2 separate regions of the Homo sapiens genome follow, and region 2 is linked to region 1. A link is a contact called in ENCODE Hi-C data. All regions are on one chromosome and are shown on one strand. Each heading gives the region's core, a stretch centred on a gene start or an enhancer-like site at or near the end of the contact. The rest is flanking DNA. Distances are from core to core; before and after follow the strand shown.

Region 1 (4,370 bases), core at 1,232-3,731:
AACTGCCCTGAGGAGAAAGCAGTGGAATGCCTGATAGGTGGCAAGAGCTGCTGGTGGTCTGGATTTGCATAATTTCTACAGAGAGAAGATACATTTAGGAGCTAGCTTTAACATGACTTGCTAATTGATTGACTCTGGTGGTGGTGGTGGTGGTGGTGAGAATGAAGTAATGTTAAGGTGACTTTCAGGTTTCTGGGGCATTCATCTGGATGGAGGGAAGTATCCACTCTTTAAGACAGTGAATTCAGGAGGAAACAAGTCAGTTTCAAGGGTGGTGAAATTTAATTCTAGACATGTTACATTTGAACATCCAATTTTTAATGACCTGTGGGTAATTGCACATATGGATTTCGAGTTTAGGAAAAAGACCTGGGCTGAAATATGGATGTTGTATATGTCAGCATGTAAATGTAAATGGAATTCATGGAAGAAGATGAAATTATACAAGGAGAATAAAGAATGAGAAAAGGAAATGAGCCAAAACTCCCCAAAATGGTAGCACATTTATATCCCTGTCATATGTCTCATGTCTCAAGAGCAAGCCTCCATACTGATGTTACCTTGCTTATGCATAATGGCATGTGTACAATGGAATCTTTCTTCTTTTTAAAAACTTCAATGAATTATACCTAATTTTCCTTGTATGAAATAGATGGGGGGCCGGGTGTGGTGGCTCACGCCTGTAATCCCAACACTTTGGGAGGCCAAAGCGGGCGGATAGCCTGAGGTCAGGAGTTAGAAACCAGCTTGGCCAACATGGTGAAACCCTGTCTCCACTAAAAATACAAAAAAATTAGCCGGGTGTGGTGGTGGGCACCTGTAATCCCAGCTACTTGGGAGGCTGAAGCAGGATAATTGCTTGAACCCAGGGGGTAGAGGTTGCAGCGAGCCGACATCGCATCACTGCACCCCACTCCAGCCTGGGTGACAGACTGGAGTGTCTCCATCTCAAAAATAAAAAAATAAAAAAAATAAATAAAAATAGATGGGGGATACTGAGCTGGAAAATCCTTACTATGACTGTAGTGTGTTTTGTCTACTCCCAAGCAGACAAAATCATAAATTCAAAACCAAGGTGCCATCATTATAGATATTTTCTAATTATAATTATACATCATCCAAAAAGGTAGTAGCGTTGTTGTTAATGGTAGCTGGAAATAAGAAAATGGGATACCATATCTAAAATAGGGTGTGTTAACTTCAAAGTGAGTCTTTTCCTTCCCCCGTAAGTGGGAGTGATTTGCTACAGTGAAAAATCAATGGGCCTTAGAGTCAGGGTTAAAGTCTCAACTCCACAAGCTATCTCCACTCCTCAATCATGAGCAGTTTACGCAACTCCAAGGACAGACAAGCTTGGGCAGACAGCATGCAATAAACAATGTATAGAAGTGAAAACTTACTTTAAGCTTCCAGGGTTTGTTTTTTGGTTTGTTCATGTTTTCTGTCTTGCTTTTATTTTTATTTTTTTTGCAACAAACACATTAGTTACGTTCTCTAGGTCTATTTCCTTACCCAGAGGAGGAAGGCCCCTTAGCACATGATCTCTGCGGTCTCCATTAGTTTCAACATCTTGTGGCGCTGATCACCTGTAAGTTAAGGAACAAACTTCACTGGGAAGTCCTGTAGCCTGAATCCAGCCCCAAACATCCACTCCCCCAGCTGAGGAGGCCGGGAGGTACTTTTACCCTGGTAGCATTCTCAATCAACATGTGTCATTACTCAAAGCGCAAGTGGACCAAGGTGCATATACTAATTTTTTCCTCCAAGGTCTTAGTTTTCATTTTACTTTGAAATGTCACTGTGACTACTTTTATTATTACTATTACCAGGAATCTATGATTGCCATCGAGGTCTATTAGAAGGTCATCTCCCATCCCCCACCCCGCCCAGCTTTATCCAGTGCACGAAGGCTGGCTATTTGTAATTCAATATACACTTTCCAAAACCACGAGTTTTACGTTTTATTATTGTTTTTACTTTTGAAGCCGATGTATGGGGGAACACCCACCAGCATTAACGTTGAAAGAGCTGTTTTCATTGAAACCACTCTTTCATCTGTGGATGGTAGGATAATTTATCAGTGTCTTTAATTTGGAATTGAAAAGTTTCCTGAAAACACTGCTAATTAAACTTTACTTCCCTGAAGTTCTCCTAAATACCTCCAACTCCGAGAACTAGCCCAGTATTTGCTCACTTCCTTTTGCCTTTCAACTCCATTTGATATATGTTTCCCACGACGTAGTGGAGACTTCTGGCTGGAGAGGCTGGAAAATATAACTCTGAATTTCCTACAATCTCAGCTCCACTTTCTCCCGCGCGTAGGCCCCCGGCTGGAGCGGTGTTATTGTCACGTGGCCACGGGGACGCCCGCAGCCGAGTCGGCCAATGGGCGCGCGTCGGCCTCTACCCGCCCGCCTTGCTACTCCGCCGCGCGGGGACTTGGCGCAGTGCCGCGGGGTGGAGGCGAAAAAGTTTCTTTTGCAGACAAGAAGGGGCTTCGGCGAGCCGACGCTGCTCAAGCTGCAACTCTGTTGCAGTTGGCAGTTCTTTTCGGTTTCCCTCCTGCTGTTTGGGGGCATGAAAGGGCTTCGCCGCCGGGAGTAAAAGAAGGAATTGACCGGGCAGCGCGAGGGAGGAGCGCGCACGCGACCGCGAGGGCGGGCGTGCACCCTCGGCTGGAAGTTTGTGCCGGGCCCCGAGCGCGCGCCGGCTGGGAGCTTCGGGTAGAGACCTAGGCCGCTGGACCGCGATGAGCGCGCCGAGCCTCCGTGCGCGCGCCGCGGGGTTGGGGCTGCTGCTGTGCGCGGTGCTGGGGCGCGCTGGCCGGTCAGACAGCGGCGGTCGCGGGGAACTCGGGCAGCCCTCTGGGGTAGCCGCCGAGCGCCCATGCCCCACTACCTGCCGCTGCCTCGGGGACCTGCTGGACTGCAGTCGTAAGCGGCTAGCGCGTCTTCCCGAGCCACTCCCGTCCTGGGTCGCTCGGCTGTAAGTATTCTTCCCGCGGGGGGAGGGGGCCCGGGCCGCTGGAGATTCGAGAAAACAGGAGCCGGCGGGGAATGGGGTTCGGCGTGCAGTCCCCTTTTTGCCGTATAGCTCCTTCTGGCCCAGGCCGCGATCGGCGCTCCGTGGGCGTGGAAAAAGAACTGTCCGGGCCTCAGTTTCCCTCCCACGTGCTTTGCGGGCGGCGCAGGTGGGCTCTTGGCGCGTCCTAACTGGCTGCAGGTAGACCAGGGTTGGGGGCCAGTAACGACGCCAGAGATTGGGGATGAAGTCCTGCGCCCTAAGCTAGCCAAGGGGTTCAAATGCTTGCTCCTGCCAGGCCCAGGGGAGATAAGCGGCAACCTGCACACATCAGGAGTTTGCAGTTCTCGCTGAGTTATGAGTCTGGTTCAGTTTTAGTTTCTAGCTGCGTCAGACTCCTTTTCCTGTTCCCACCCAGTAACTGAAGTCAGGCTTTTCATTTGGGAAGCCCCCTCAACAGAATTCGGTCATTCTCCAAGTTATGGTGGACGTACTTCTGTTGTTCTCCCTCTGCTTGCTTTTTCACATTAGCAGACCGTAAGTTCCCACTCCTCAACCAGATTGTAAAGACTGGTCGGTAGCTATGGAAAGGGCGGAACTCGATTATCCAGAATCAAGGGCGTGATTTCTGTAGCTCCTCAGAACGCCCAGACGGTTTAGGGGAGAGCGCAGGGAGCTCTTATGCAAGTTTTTGGATTTTTAGCTGCGAAGTCTGAAAACCTGAAATCACTGCCAACTGCGTGAAGAACAAGGAAGAAAATGTAATTTAGTTGGAAATGCTGATCTTTTCCAAATGTCATCTCTTTTCTTCCTCAGTCCCAGTTTTAAAATTGGAGTGCTGTAAAAAGTAAACAATCAAAATTTGTATTTTTTAAAGTAGTTGTTCTGTTTAAAATAAAAGTGCACTTCATACGTAATCTTATATTTTGACTTAGCAGAATTGCAATGAAAATTTTAAGTTTTTAAAACAATTCTAGTGAACTATTCCAATGCCCTAATGTGGTAGGAGGTTTGGTCAGGTGTTTAAGAATTTATATTTTAAAATTATTGTGCTAATCTAAATAACTTTTGTGAATGTAGAATTGTTGGCCATCAGAAAGTATATTCCTTGTGTTTTTAATAAGCCTTAGTTTAATAAAGTAGAATTAGTATTGGATTGATATTTAATTTCTTGGGACGTTTTATTTAGTAGTTTTTATTGCAATTGGAAGAGGAGATAAGGTCTTTAACCGAAAGCAGGGAGACTTTCAATTAGTTGTGGCTAATTCTGTTAAATTGCCTCTTGTGGAGGTCATGCTGCCTTATTCATGAGTGAATGGCTCTATTGACAACATATGGAACTGAACATG
Region 2 (4,295 bases), core at 1,428-3,927, 140 kb after region 1:
TGAAGTCTTTGCCTAAGCCAATGTCTAGAAGGGTTTTTCTGATGTTATCTTCTAGAATTTTTATGGATTCAGGTCTTAGATTTAAGTCTTTGATCCATCTTGAGTTGATTTTTGTGTAAGGTGAGAGATGAGGATCCAGTTTAATTTTTCTACATGTGGCTTGCCAATTATCCAAGCACCATTTGTTAAATAGAGTGTCCTTTTCCTACTTTATGTTTTTGTTTGCTTTGTTGAAGATCAGTTGGCTGTAAGTATTTGGATTTATTTCTGGGTTCTCTATTCTGTTACATTGGTCTATGTGCCTATTTTTGTACCAGTACAATGCTGTTTTGCTGACTATGGCCGTATAGTATAGCTTGAAATCAGACAATGTGATGCCTCCAGATTTGTTCTCTTTGCTTAGTCTCGCTTTGGCTATAAGGGCTCTTTTTTGGTTCCGTATGAATTTTAGGATTTTTTTTCTAGTTTAGTGAAGAATGATAGTGGTATTTTGATAAGAATGGCATTGAATTTGTAGATTTCTCTTGGCAGTAAGGCCATTTTCACAATGTTGATTCTACCCATCCATGAGCATGGGATCTGTTTCCATTTGTTTGTGTCATCCATGATTTCTTTCAGCAGTGTTTTGTAGTTTTCCTTGTAGAGGTCTTTCACATCCTTGGTTGGGTATATTCCTAAGTATTTTATTTTTTTTGCAGCTATTGTAAAAGGATTTGAGTTCTTGATTTGATTCTCTGCTTGGTCGCTGTTGGTGTATAGCAGAGCTACTGATTTGTGTACATTAATTTTGTATCCTGAAACTTTGCTGAATTCATTTATCAGTTCTAGGAGCTTTTTGGAGGAGTTTTTAGGGTTTTCTAGTTGTACAATTATATCATCAGCAAACAATGATGGTTTGACTTCTTCTTTACCGATTTGAATGTCCTTTATTTCTTTCTCTTGTCAAATTGCTATGGCTAGAATTTCCAGTACCGTGTTGAAGACGAGTGGTAAGAGTGGGAAGCCTTGTCTTGTTCCAGTTCTCAAGGGGAATGCTTTCAATTCTTTTCCTTTCGGTATTATGTTGGCTGTTGGTTTGTCATAGATGGCTTTTATTTCATTAAGGTATGTCCCTTCTGTATTAATCAGGTTTCTCTGGAAGGACAGAACTAATAGGATATATGTATATATGAAAGGGAGTTTATTAAGGAGAATTGACTCACACAATCACAAGGTGAAGTCCCACGATAGGCCATCTGCAAGATGAGGAGCAAGGAAGCTAGTGGTGGATCAGTCCGAGTCCCAAAACGTCAAAAGTAGAGAAGTTGACAGTTCAGCCTTCAGTCTGTGGCCACAGGCCCGAGAGTCCCTGGCCAGCCACTGGTGTAAGTCCATGAGTCCAAAAGCCAAAGAACTTGGAGTCTTATGTTTGAGGGCAGGGAGCATCCAGCAAGGGAGAAAGATGAAGACTGGAAGACTCAGCAAGTCTAGTCCTTCCACATCCTTCTGCCTGCCTTATTCTAGCTGCGCTGGCAGCTGATTAGATGGTGCCCACCCAGGTTGTGGGTAGACCTGTCTCTCCCAGTCCACTGACTCAAATGTTAATCTCCTTTGGCAACACTCTCACAGACACACCCAGGAACAATACTTTGCATCCTTCAATCCCATCAAGTTGACATTCAGTATTAACCATCACACCTTCTATGCCAATTTTGCTGAGGGTTTTAATCATAAAGGGATCCTGGATTTTGTCAAATGCTTTTTCTGTGTCTATTGAGATGATCATGTGATTTTTTGTTTTTAATTCTGTTTATGTAGTGTATCACGTTTATTGACTTGCATATGTTAATAGATTGTTAATTTGGGGGTTTATATTTTAAAAATATATGTTTATAGCTATAAATTTCCTTCTTTTTTTATTATACTTTAAGTTCTTACATCACTGGTCATCGGATAAATGCAAATCAAAACCACAATGAGATACCATCTCACACCAGTTAGAATGGCGATCATTAAAAAGTCAGGAAACAACAGGTGCTGGAGAGGATGTGGAGAAATAGGAACACTTTTACACTGTTGGTGGGACTGTAAACTAGTTCAACCATTGTGGAAGACAGTGTGGCAATTCCTCAAGGATCTAGAACTATAAATTTCCTTCTAAACACTGCTTTGTTTGCATTCCATACACTTTAGTGTTTTGTGTCTGTACTAGTTTTTAATCTCAATGTACATTCTAATTTCCCTTGTGGTGTCTTCTCTGATCAATTGGTTGTTTAGGATTACGTTGTTTCACTTTTGCTTATTAATGAATTTGCTCACTTTCCTTCTACTATTAATTTCTAATTTCATTCCATTGTGGTCATAAAACATACTTTGTTTAATTTCAGTTATTTTAAAGTTATTGAGATTGGTTTTGTGGACTAATATGTAGTCTGTCCTGGAGAATGCCTCATGTTGATTTGCAGGACAGGGCTCTGGCTAACCTTGGCTGGCCCAGCTCTTTCCGCCATCTCACTTGTAATTTTCGGAATAGCTATAGAATGTGCCGAGAACACAGCATCCTGAGATAAGGAGAAACTGTTTGGAACAATCTGGGCTCTATTTCTGTTCCTCCTAGAACAGGATGTCCTACAATGTTTTAGCACAGTAATCTAAGTTGTCTCTGTAGTATAAAAAACAGAGCAGAGTGTTTTTGGGGTTCCTCAGTTGCAGTGAGATGTGAGGCACTTGCAGAGACTCAGTCCACCACCCTGGGCAGCTTTCACCACCCTGGGCAGCTTTTCCGAGACGTAGGGACTGGCTTGCCGTAATTCATAGCTTCTGCTGTCCCTTGCTACATACCTGTGAGTAACTGAATTGCTTTTCTTAATTTGTATGAGTGTTCTGTCTCACTGGACTTCTGCAAGTGATAAAAATTACAGCCCAAGATGTAGTGTACAGAAGTGTTTCAACTTTTAGTTCTGGTGGTTGGCATTGCGATGATCTTTGTTATTCTCCATGTAGTAGGAGTTCTCCTCTGGAATTAGTAAATGGCTCATGGTGAACCTGGTCCAAAGGACTTGTGAAGAATGTATATTCTGCTGTTGTTCTGTGGAGTGTTCTATAAATATAATTTAGGTCCATCTGATTTATAGTGTTGTTCAAGTCTTCTGTTTCGTTAATATTGTGTCTAGTTGTTCTATTCATTATTGAAAGTGAGGTATTGGAGTCTTCACCTATTATTGTTGAATTGTATATTTCTCCTTCAGTTCTATCAGTTTTGCTTCATGTATTTTGAGGCTCTTGATCATTATGATTGCATACATATTTATAATAATCATATCTTCTTTATGGATTGACCCTTTTTTCATAAAATATCCTTTTTGTAAATAATTTTTAATTATTAAAGTTAAATTATAATTATTTAATTAATCCTTTTTAAAATAATAGTTTTAAGTCTATTTTATCTGATAGTAGTATGTTATTCCAGTTCTCTTTTAGTTACTGCTTGTATGATATATCTTTTTCTATCCTTTTACTTTCAATCTAATTCTGTCTTTGAATTTTAAAATACGTCTGTTGTAGTCAGCATGTAGTTGAATTATGTTTTCTATTCATTCTAATGGTCTCTGCTTTTAAGTAGAGGTTTAATCTATTTAAACTTAATGTAATAACTGATAAAGTAGGATATATGGCTGCTATGTTTTAATTTTTTTATATATGTCTTATGTAATTTCTGTTCATTACTCTATTACTGCTTTCTTTTGTGTTAAATAGGATTTTTCTAATGTACTATTTTAATTCCTGTGTAGTTTCTTTTGCTATCTATTTTTGTAGGATTATTAATACTAAATTTATAATAACCTAGTTTAATGTCTACTTAATCTCAATATTTTGTAAAAACTTTGCTCTTATACAGTCCCATTTCCTCTTCTTTTATTTATCTATTGTTGCTGTGCAAATTGTATCTTTATACACAGTATGCCCATCAGCACGGATTTATAATTATTGCTTTTTTTATACCATTGTCTTTTAAATCAAACAGGAAAAATATTAGAAACAAAAAATTCATCTATACTGTCTTTTATATCTACTTATGCAATCTGTTTGGTTCTCTTTATCTCTGCATATGGATATGAGTTACTGTTTAGAATAATTTCATTTTAGCCTTAAGAACTACCTTTAGGTTAGTTCCAAGTCTTTGCTATTGTGAATAGTGCTGCAATAAACATACATGTGCATGTGTCTTTATAGTAGAATTATTTATATTCCTTTGGATATATACCCTGTAATGGGGTTGCTGGGTCAAATGGTATTTCTAATTCTAGATCCTTGAG

Evidence for each region. Hi-C counts contacts between places; a loop is a spot of excess contacts on that map. Pooled maps may share reads with other maps.
Region 2: a map of Right ventricle myocardium inferior shows a loop between it and region 1 (4-fold over the local background). The contact joins the promoter of LINC02388 here to the promoter of LRIG3 in region 1. A Hi-C loop is called at or near these places in 3 of 168 maps with a recorded cell type or tissue (Caco-2, HepG2 and Right ventricle myocardium inferior) and 3 of 50 pooled maps.

What each region holds. Positions count from the first base shown.
Region 1 is chr12:58,918,615-58,922,984 of GRCh38, reverse strand. It overlaps LRIG3 (leucine rich repeats and immunoglobulin like domains 3), which reads left to right and starts at 2,481. Exons shown (of 19, transcript NM_153377.5): 1 at 2,481-2,985. The coding sequence starts at 2,750. It overlaps LRIG3-DT (LRIG3 divergent transcript), which reads right to left and starts at 2,281. Exons shown (of 6, transcript NR_183518.1): 1 at 2,195-2,281; 2 at 1,513-1,586. RefSeq lists silencers at 1,597-1,706, 2,325-2,434, 2,855-2,934 and an enhancer at 3,315-3,584.
Region 2 is chr12:58,780,098-58,784,392 of GRCh38, reverse strand. LINC02388 (long intergenic non-protein coding RNA 2388) reads left to right here and starts at 2,677. Exons shown (of 8, transcript NR_120452.1): 1 at 2,677-2,822. The region is part of intron 1 of LOC100506869 (a long non-coding RNA gene); the gene reads right to left.